Linked DNA regions of Homo sapiens: region 1 is linked to region 2. A link is an interaction called in ENCODE POLR2A ChIA-PET data of the cell type or tissue named here. Cell type or tissue: PC-3. All regions are shown on one strand. Each heading gives the region's core, and the rest is flanking DNA. Links, peaks and the distances in the headings are about the cores only.

Region 1 (4,393 bases), core at 177-4,176, 83 kb after region 2:
AGAGTCCACAGAAGGTAACCTTGGAGACAGCAGGCTGGAAAGGGAGTGGGACTGGAGAAGGGAGGGTATTTGGGAGACTATTCCCTAAGATTTTTTTTTTTCTTTTCTTTTCTTTTCTTTTTTTTTTTTTTGAGACGGAGTCTAGCTCTGTCACCCAGGCTGGAGTGCAGTGGTGTGATCTTAGCTCACTGCGACTTCCACCTCTTGGGTTCAAGCAATTCCCTTGCCTCAGCCTTCCGAGTAGCTGGGATTAACAGGTGCGTGCCAACACAGCCGGCCAATTTTTGTTTTTTAGTAGAGACAGGGTTTCACCATGTTGGCCAGGCTGGTCTCGAACTCCTGGCCTCAAGCGATCCGCCTTCCTCGGTCTCCCAAAGTGCTGGGATTGCAGGCATGAGCCACCGCGCTCGGCCTGTTGGAAGACTGTCGTACTAATTCAAGCAAGAGAGAAAGCCATTTAAGGACGAGTGGCACTTAGACATTTAGATGTTTAAAGTAATACTTTAAAAATAGAAGTTATACATACTTGTTATACAAAACTTGGATAATAAGGACAAAAATAATGAAGAAAATAACAATCATCTGTGTTGGCTCTTAACATTTCAGTGCAGATTTCCTTCCAGGCTGTTTTCTAAGCATTTATACATATTCACTGTAGAGATTTTACTATACTGTATATACAATTCTGTATTTTTTTTTTACTCAACATTATATTATGAGCATTTATCCAAGTCATAAAATTTCTTTGTCATCTGTTTTACGAGCAGTGTTATATTTGATTATATAGATTCATGAATCCTAATTTACTTAGCCACTTTCTTTCTATTTTATTTTTCTTGAGATGGAGTCTCGCTCTGTTGCCCAGGTGCCTCCTGGGGTCAAGTGATTCTCCTGCCTCAGCCTCCCGAGTAGCTGAGACTACAGGCACCCACCACCACGCCTGGCTAATTTTTTGTGTTTTTAGTAGAGACGGTGTTTCACTATGTTAGCCAGGATGGTCTCGATCTCCTGACCTTGTGATCCACCTGCCTCGATCTCCCTAAGTGCTGGGATTACAGGCTTGAGCCACCGCACCCAGCCTACTTAGCCACTTTCTTATTTTGAGATGTTAATTTGTGCCAGTGTTTATGTTGCAATAAACTTTTATTGTTTATTTATTTGCTTTTTTTTAGACAGGGCCTCTCTCAGTCATCCAGGCTGTAGTGCAATGGCACCACCTTGGCTCACTGCAGCCTCAACCTCTTGAGCTCAGGTGATCCTCCCATCTCGGCCTCCCATGTAGCTGGGACTATAGTCGTGAGCCACTATACTTGGCTAATTTTTTGTTAATTATTTTGTAGAGACAGGTTTTAGCCGTGTTGCCCAGGCTGGTCTCAAACTCTTGGGCTCAAGTGATCCACCTGCCTTGGCCTCCCAAAGTGCTAGGATTACAGGTGTGAGCCACCACATCCAGCCAATAAACATTTTTTTACATTGTATTTTATTATGTCCTTAGCATAGATTTCTAACAATGGAATTATTGGGCCAAGGCTATGAATGGTTTTAAAATTCCTGAAGCTGACTTTTAAATGTTTTTTAAAGAGGTTTGTGCTGTTTGCACCCCACTAATAATGTATGAGCACTTCCAGAGGGATGTTTCTATAAGGGCCATAGTATTTTCCTTGTCACCATTTTGCATGACACCTTTTCAGGATGCATGAGATGTCACACCTTGCACCCTTAGATACAAACCCAGAGCTTCACTCTCAAGGTTAACATCCTCTTTTCCTAGACTTCTCTAGAACAATTATTAGTAAAAGCAGATATGGTTTGCTTTAATCTCTTACAAAGAGCTCGGTTCTGGGACAGGATGGTAGGTAAGATCCCCTGTTGGGAACAAGCCAGTGCCAGCTGCAGTGCTGATATGACAGCATGTGTAATTTCCCATGATATGAGACTGTTTTATGGCTGGAGCCAGCACATAGCCTGGGTTTTCTTGGAGAGTCCCTGTTCTATCCTGTTATTCCAAAAGTATTCTCAAGCCAGTCAGACCACAAAGTGACTTCTATTTGTAACACACAGTCTTACATGAATGCATTCATGGACACATGTAGATGTGGGCCGACATTCCTTTTTATACATGCCAGATGGAAGTCTGCGTGTAATAACCACAAGGGAATGACTGCATAGTGCCTGGCTCATTACAAAATATTTTAATGCATATGATCTCATCTTGAGGTTTGGGGTGATTAAGGAAAAGAGCACAGGCTTGGCAATAAGGTATATACTAGTTTGTGACTTTGGCCACATTTCTTAACCTCTAAGAGCCTCATCCTCCTCTGTAAAATGGGAGTTAGTGTCCTTGTTTTGCAGATGAGGAAACTGAAGCTCAGGAATAAGTGACTTGCCTAAGATCACAGAGCTGATAAATAACAGCTCTGTCCAGGATGCCGCACTCCTTCACCACATCAAAAAAAAATTCCAGGCCTGGGCTGAGTGCTGTGGATCAGACCTGTAATCTCAACAGTTTGGGAGATCAAAGTGGGTGGATCGCTTGAGCTCAGGAGTTCGAGACCAGCCTGGGCAATATGGTGAAATCTCATCTCTACAAGAAATCCAAAAAATTAGCTGGGCATGGTGGTGCATACCTGTAGTCCCAGCTACTTGGGAGGCTGAGGTGGGAGGACCACCTGAGTCTGGGAAGTTGAGGCAGCAGTGAGCTGTGATCTCGCTACTGCATTCCAGCCTGGGCAACAGGTGGGACCCTGTTTCAAAAAAAATTTTTTTTAATAAAACAAAAAATAAAAATTCCAGGCTTAGAAATTTAAACTTCTTAAGTTTAACCTTAACCTTTCCACCTTACATAGAGGCCAAGACATTGTCCTTCAGAGCAAGCTCTTCCTACACGTAATTACATGCTCCTTCTACTGCACTGTGCTACCTCATATCTCCCTCCACATCAGTTCTTTTGGGAACAGGAAATAGCTTAAAAGTGTTCTGTTTCATACTATGTATAATAGGAAATTCTGATTGTTTCCTTCCTTCTTATTCAGGGAAACAAGATGGTTAATGGGAAGGGATGGCATAGGCAAAGATCATCTGGACTAGGCGACATCCTATCCTGAATCCAGCTTCTCTTCCATCTGGACACTAAAGCTCTATCTCCCAAAATATAATATTTCATATCTAGGCCTGACATTGGGTCTCCTTGAGTTGTTTTGTTAAGCACTGAAAAAATAAATAAAAGAGCCTCCCACTTGCCCACTTGCTGCCTCCTTCCTCCTTTGGAAGATGTGTCTGGTCTCTGGGGAGACTTTTGCAATGGCTGACCTTGCTGGTCTATCCATCTTCTAAAGGCCCTTCTGTCTAGAGGTGGCAACCTAATGTCCTTTATATTCTCTCTTTTTTAAGGCCCCATGAATTTTCTTTAATCTAGAAATTAGGAAGCACTTAGGATTTTTTAAATGGTTATCTAAGGGTTATTTAATTCATCACCCTGTTACTCAACCCAGCATTCCTTCCCTGGATTAAAGCCATCTGGTGTGTGCTCATTGTGAAACATACTAGTGGAATGTTAATGCCTGTATTTTGGAAGCAGAGGCAAGGAAAGAGGGGAAAGGGGCTCTCTATTGCAAAAGTGGTAGCTTTTCTTTGGTGTTTTAGAGACAAGATCTCGTTCTGTCACGCCAGCTGGAGTATGGTGATGCAATCACGGTTTGGTGCAGCCTTAAACTCCTGAGATCAAGTGATCCTCCTGCCTCTGTCTCTCTAGTAGCCGGGACTGTGGGCCTGCACCACCATGCCTGACTTATTAAAAAAAATTTTTTTTAAGAGACGGGGTGTATTAGTCCATTTTCACACTGCTATAAAGAACTTCCCTGAGACTGGGTAATTTATAAAGAAAGGTTTAATTGACAGTTCTGCGTAGCTGGGGAGGCCTCAGGAAACTAATAATCACGGTGGAAGGGGAAGCAGACACCTTCACAAGGCAGCAAGAGAGAGAAGAGCAAAGAAGGAACTTCTAAACACTTATAAGACCAACAGATCTCACGAGAACTCACTCACTATCATGAGAACAGCATGGGGGGAACCACCCCATGATCCAGTCACCTTCCTCCCTCAACATGTGGGGATTACGGGTCCCTCCCTTGACAGGTGGGGATTACAAATTGAGATGAGATTTGAGTGAGGACACAGAGCCAAAGAATATCACAAGGTCTCACTATATCACCCAGGCTGACGGGCTCAAGAGATCCTCCCTCCTCAGCCTCCTGAGTAGTTGGGACTACAGGTGTGAGTCACCACGCCCAGCTTGCTTTTCCTTTATCTTTTATGCAAAAATACAGTTTGAAGTATTTTAGCTTTGGCTCAATTATTATTTATTTGAGGCATTGCATTGGTTGACAAAGGCTGC
Region 2 (4,393 bases), core at 327-4,326:
GAGAGCTTTGGAATTTCTTTCTTGTTTATTTTATTTATTTATTTTTGAGATGGAGTTTCACTCTTGTTGCCCAGGCTGGAGTGCAGTGGCGTAATCTCCACTCATTGCAACCTCCGCCTCCTGGGTTCAAGCGATTCTCCTGTCTCAGCCTCTCAAGTAGCCGGGATTACAGGCATTCACCACCACACCAGCTAATTTTGTATTTTTAGTAGAGACGGGGTTTTACCATGTTGGTCAGGCTGGTCTCGAACTCCTGACCTCAGGTGATCCACCCGCCTTAGCTTCCCAAAGTGCTGGGATTCCAGGCGTGAGCCATGGCGCCCAGCTGCTTGTTTATTTTAGTATTTGGGTTAGCATCCAGAGATGCCTTCGTCTTGAAATATATATTTGAATTTGAAGAATCTTAGTAGCTGTGGTCCAAAGTAGAGTCAGGCTGCTTTGGACGCTAGAACAGTACAGCAAGCACTTTCAAACTGTTTTCAACAGACTCACATTAAGAAATACATTTTTCTCGCCCGGGGCTCATGCCTGTAATCCCAGCACTTTGGGAGGCCAAGGCAGGCAGATCACTTGAAGCCAGGAGTTCCAGACGAGCTTGGCCAACGTGGTGAAACCCCATCTCTACTAAAATTACAAAAATTAGCCGGGCATGGTGGCGCATGCCTGTAGTCCCAGCTACTCAGGTGGCTGAGGCAGGAGAATTGCTTGAGCCCAGGAGACGAAGTTTGCAGTGAGCCGAGATCATGCCACTGCACTTCAGTCAAAAAAAAAAGAAACACATTTTTCTTCATGACACAGCATACACATATATACTGAAACATAAGTTTCATGAGTATATGTGCAGTATGCTCTGATATTGTCTAGTCTATGTTAAAAGAAAACAAAATGACCAGGTGCAGTGGCTCATGCCTGTAATCCCAGCACTTTGGGAGGCCGAGGCGGGCGGATCACAAGGTCAGGAGATCAAGACCATCCTGGCTAACACGGTGAAACCCCGTCTCTACTAAAAATACAAAAAATTAGCCAAAATATTAGCTGGGTGTGGTGGCGGGCGCCCGTAGTTCCAGCTACTCGGGAGGCTGAGGCAGGAGAATGGCATGAACCCAGGAGGCGGAGCTTGCAGTGAGCCAAGATCGCACCACTGCACTCCAGCCTGGGCGACAGAGCGAGTCTCCATCTCAAAAAAAAAAAAAAAAAGAAAAAGAAAAAGAAACAAAACAAGGCTGGGCGCGGTGGCTCACACCTGTAATCTCAGCATTTTGGGAGACCAAGGCGGGCAGATCACCCGAGGTCGGGAGTTCGAGACCAGCTTGACCAACATGGAGAAACCCATCTTTATTGAAAATACAAAATTAGCTGGGCGTGGTGGTGCATGCCTGTAATCCCAGCTACTCGGGAGGCTTAGGCAGGAGAACCTGGGAGGCGGAGGTTGCAGTGATCCAAGATCACGCCATTGCACTCCAGCCTGGGCAACAAGAGTGAAACTCTGTCTCAAAGAAAAAAAAAAAAATTTCTTATCATTTAGGATCCACTAACTGGTTGTGATACAGATTTTGAAAAAACGCTAGGCTGGGCATGGTGGCTTACACCTCTAATCTCAGCACTTTGGGAGGCCAAGGTGGGTGGATCACGAGGTCAGGAGATTGAGACCAGCCTGGCCAACATTGCGAAACCCCCATCTCCACTAAAATACAAAAAAAAAAAAAAAATAGCTGGGCGTGGTGGCATGCACCTGTACTCCCAGGTACTCAGGAGGTGGAGGTTGCGGTGAGCCGAGATTGTGTCACTGCACTCCAACCTGGCAACAGAGCGAGACTCTGTCTCAAAAAAAAAAAGAAAAAACACTGTGCCAGGCCGCAGTGATTGGGATTGCTGGCTGGGAAGTCAAATGATCTCCAAACGGAAGCCTCTCCACTGACAGCTGTGTGCCTGTCTCTGATCACTTATTCTTTCTAAGCCTTAAGATCCTGAACTATAAAAGGGGGCTGCGTTACTTCATAGGGTTTTTGTGGGAATGAGATAGTAAGCACTCAAGTGTTAGCATTATCATTTTTATTAGCCTGGTTCTGGGTTCAAGAAGGCCCCTAAGGTTTTAAAAATTGTTCAGCCCAATACGCAAAGAATACTAATCATTCTGTTCCCAGAAAGAGCTGGGTCCGGTTGCATTTTCTCATGGCCCAATAACGAGAAGCAGACAAACTGGGAAAGAAGGGAATTTATCACTGTAACTGGATACAGGGAGAAGGTTGAAGATAATTCCACCAGACCAACTCAAAAGTGTACAATTTTCTTAGTGCTTATATAGGTTGTGGTTATGTGCCTATGTGCAGTATAGCATTTGCCTAAGTCTATAAGTAACTATTTTGTTTCAACTAGAAGGTCAGAGGCCAAAAAATGCTTGCTAAGTCTGATTAAACTGCGAGGGTCCCAGTATCTTCAAGGCCTATCTACTGTGGTACTGGAGTGATTCTTTTCCTTCTTTCTTTCTCTCTCTCTCTCTTTCTTTGTTTCCTTTCTTTCTTTTTTGAGACAGAGTTTCATTCTGTCACCCAGGCTGGAGTGCAGTGCCACAATCTTGGCTCACTGCAACCTTTGCCTCCTGCGTTCAAGCGATTCTCCTGCCTCAGCCTCCCGTGTAGCTGGGACCACAGGCGCATGCCACCACGTCCAGCTAATTTTTGTAGTTTTAGTAGAGATGGGGTTTCACCAGTTTGGCCAAGCTGGTCTCAAACCCCTGACCTTAAGCGACCTGCCCACCTCAGTCTCCCAAAGTGCTGGGATTACAGGCATGAGCCACCGTGCCCATCCGGAGTGATTATTCCTATCTTATCTCATGTACAGCTTGGTCTGAAGAGCTGCTTAGACTTTCCAATAAATCTATTCAAACAACTGCCTCTGTTACCTTGACTGTCTCAGATTTCGACAACCCAAGACAGGTCCTGGCACTAGGAATGTGAGACTGTCTCCGTTATTTTGACTTGCTCCAGGATAGGGAGAAGCCTATGCACGTCTCCTACTGACCATATGTTTATATTTCTAGCTTTGATGTCTGGGCACCGATTTCCCTAGGTTTAATTATTTGCTCAGTGTTAAGGCAGTGCTGTGGAAATTTGTCTGTGTAACTGGAGTGCTGTGCAGGCCTGTCTGTGTGACTGTCATGCAGGCCCATCTGTGTGATTGTTAGGGAGAAACAGCCTGCTACAATTCCACACGTTTGTGTAGCAAAGCTCACCTGGCTGAAAATCTGTTTCCCATCACCTGTGCACACTGATGAAGGCTTGGCTTCTGAAGGTTACACCTATGCCAGCGCAGTCTGGACCATGCCTCATTTTTGACTCCTGCCCTCACATCTCTGAATCTCGTTGTCCCCAAACCTGATGTTTCTTGATTCTGAATAGTGTCTTCTGATAGATCTCGGCTTTGATTACACAGTTTTTTCTTTCTGAAATGCCTTTTCCTCTTCTATTTTTGCCTCAACAACACCTATATAAGGCCTCAAGATCAAGCTCAAGGACCACTTTCTGTATATAGCCTTTCTCGACTCCCCAGTTAGAATGGTGACTCCCTGCTTCAACCTGTGGTGTTTGGGGCATACTGCTACCATAGTGCACAGTACGTTCAGGTAGGTCTGACTCCATCTGCTTTTCCTCGCTTTCCCTAAAATCTTGTCTCCACACACACACACACACACACAAAGACACACACTTTTTTTTCTTTTTGAGACGGAGCCTAGCTCTGTCGCCCAGGTTGGAGTGCAGTGGCACAATCTTGGCCCACTGCAACCTCCACCTCCCGGGTTCAAGCGATTCTTCTGCCTCAGCCTCTCGAGTAGCTGGGACTACAGGCACACACCACCACGCCCGGCTAATTTTTGTATTTTTAGTAGAGACTGGGTGTCACCATATTGGCCAGGTTGGTCTTGAACTCTTGACCTTGTGATCCACCCGCCTTGGCCTCCCAAAGTGCTGGGATTACAGGCGTGAGCCACTGTGCCTGGCCACATTTTTCTTTTCTTTTTTGAGACAGAGACTCTCTCTTTTGCCCAGGCTGGAGTACAGTGATGCAATCTCAGCTCCCTGCAACCTTCGCCTCCTGGGTTCAAGTGATTCTTCTGCCTCAGCCTCCCAAGTAGCTGGAACTACATGTGTGTGCCACCATGCCCGGCTAATTTTTTTGTATTTTTAGTAGAGATGGGGTTTCACCATATTGGTCAAGCTGCCCTTGAGCTCCTGACCTCGTGATCTGCCCACCTCGGCCTCCCAAAGTGCTGAGATTACAGGTGTGAGCCACTGTGCCTGGCCTGACACACACTTTTTTTTTTTTTTTTTTGAGATGTTGTCTCATGCTGTCGCCCAGGCTGGAGTGCAGCGGTATGATCTCTGCTCACTGCAAC

The links. Peaks named below come from ENCODE experiments on the same cell type or tissue, not always from the same donor. Only the 100,000 strongest peaks of a DNase experiment are listed, where the experiment ranks them.
Region 1: POLR2A ChIA-PET joins it to region 2 with 6 read pairs; 5 of 35 experiments call an interaction of 5 or more read pairs at or near these places.

What each region holds. Positions count from the first base shown.
Region 1 is chr11:123,171,331-123,175,723 of GRCh38, forward strand. The region is part of intron 1 of CLMP (CXADR like cell adhesion molecule); the gene reads right to left. Among named protein-coding and RNA genes, the nearest start is that of CLMP, 22 kb to the right of the region's middle. In PC-3, for the core only: no CTCF peak of the experiment used is centred there; DNase peaks (open chromatin) are centred at 2,221 and 3,621; H3K27ac peaks cover 3,802 bases.
Region 2 is chr11:123,088,597-123,092,989 of GRCh38, forward strand. All of the region lies in intron 2 of CLMP (CXADR like cell adhesion molecule), which reads right to left. Among named protein-coding and RNA genes, the nearest start is that of HSPA8, 29 kb to the left of the region's middle. In PC-3, for the core only: no CTCF peak of the experiment used is centred there; no DNase peak of the experiment used is centred there.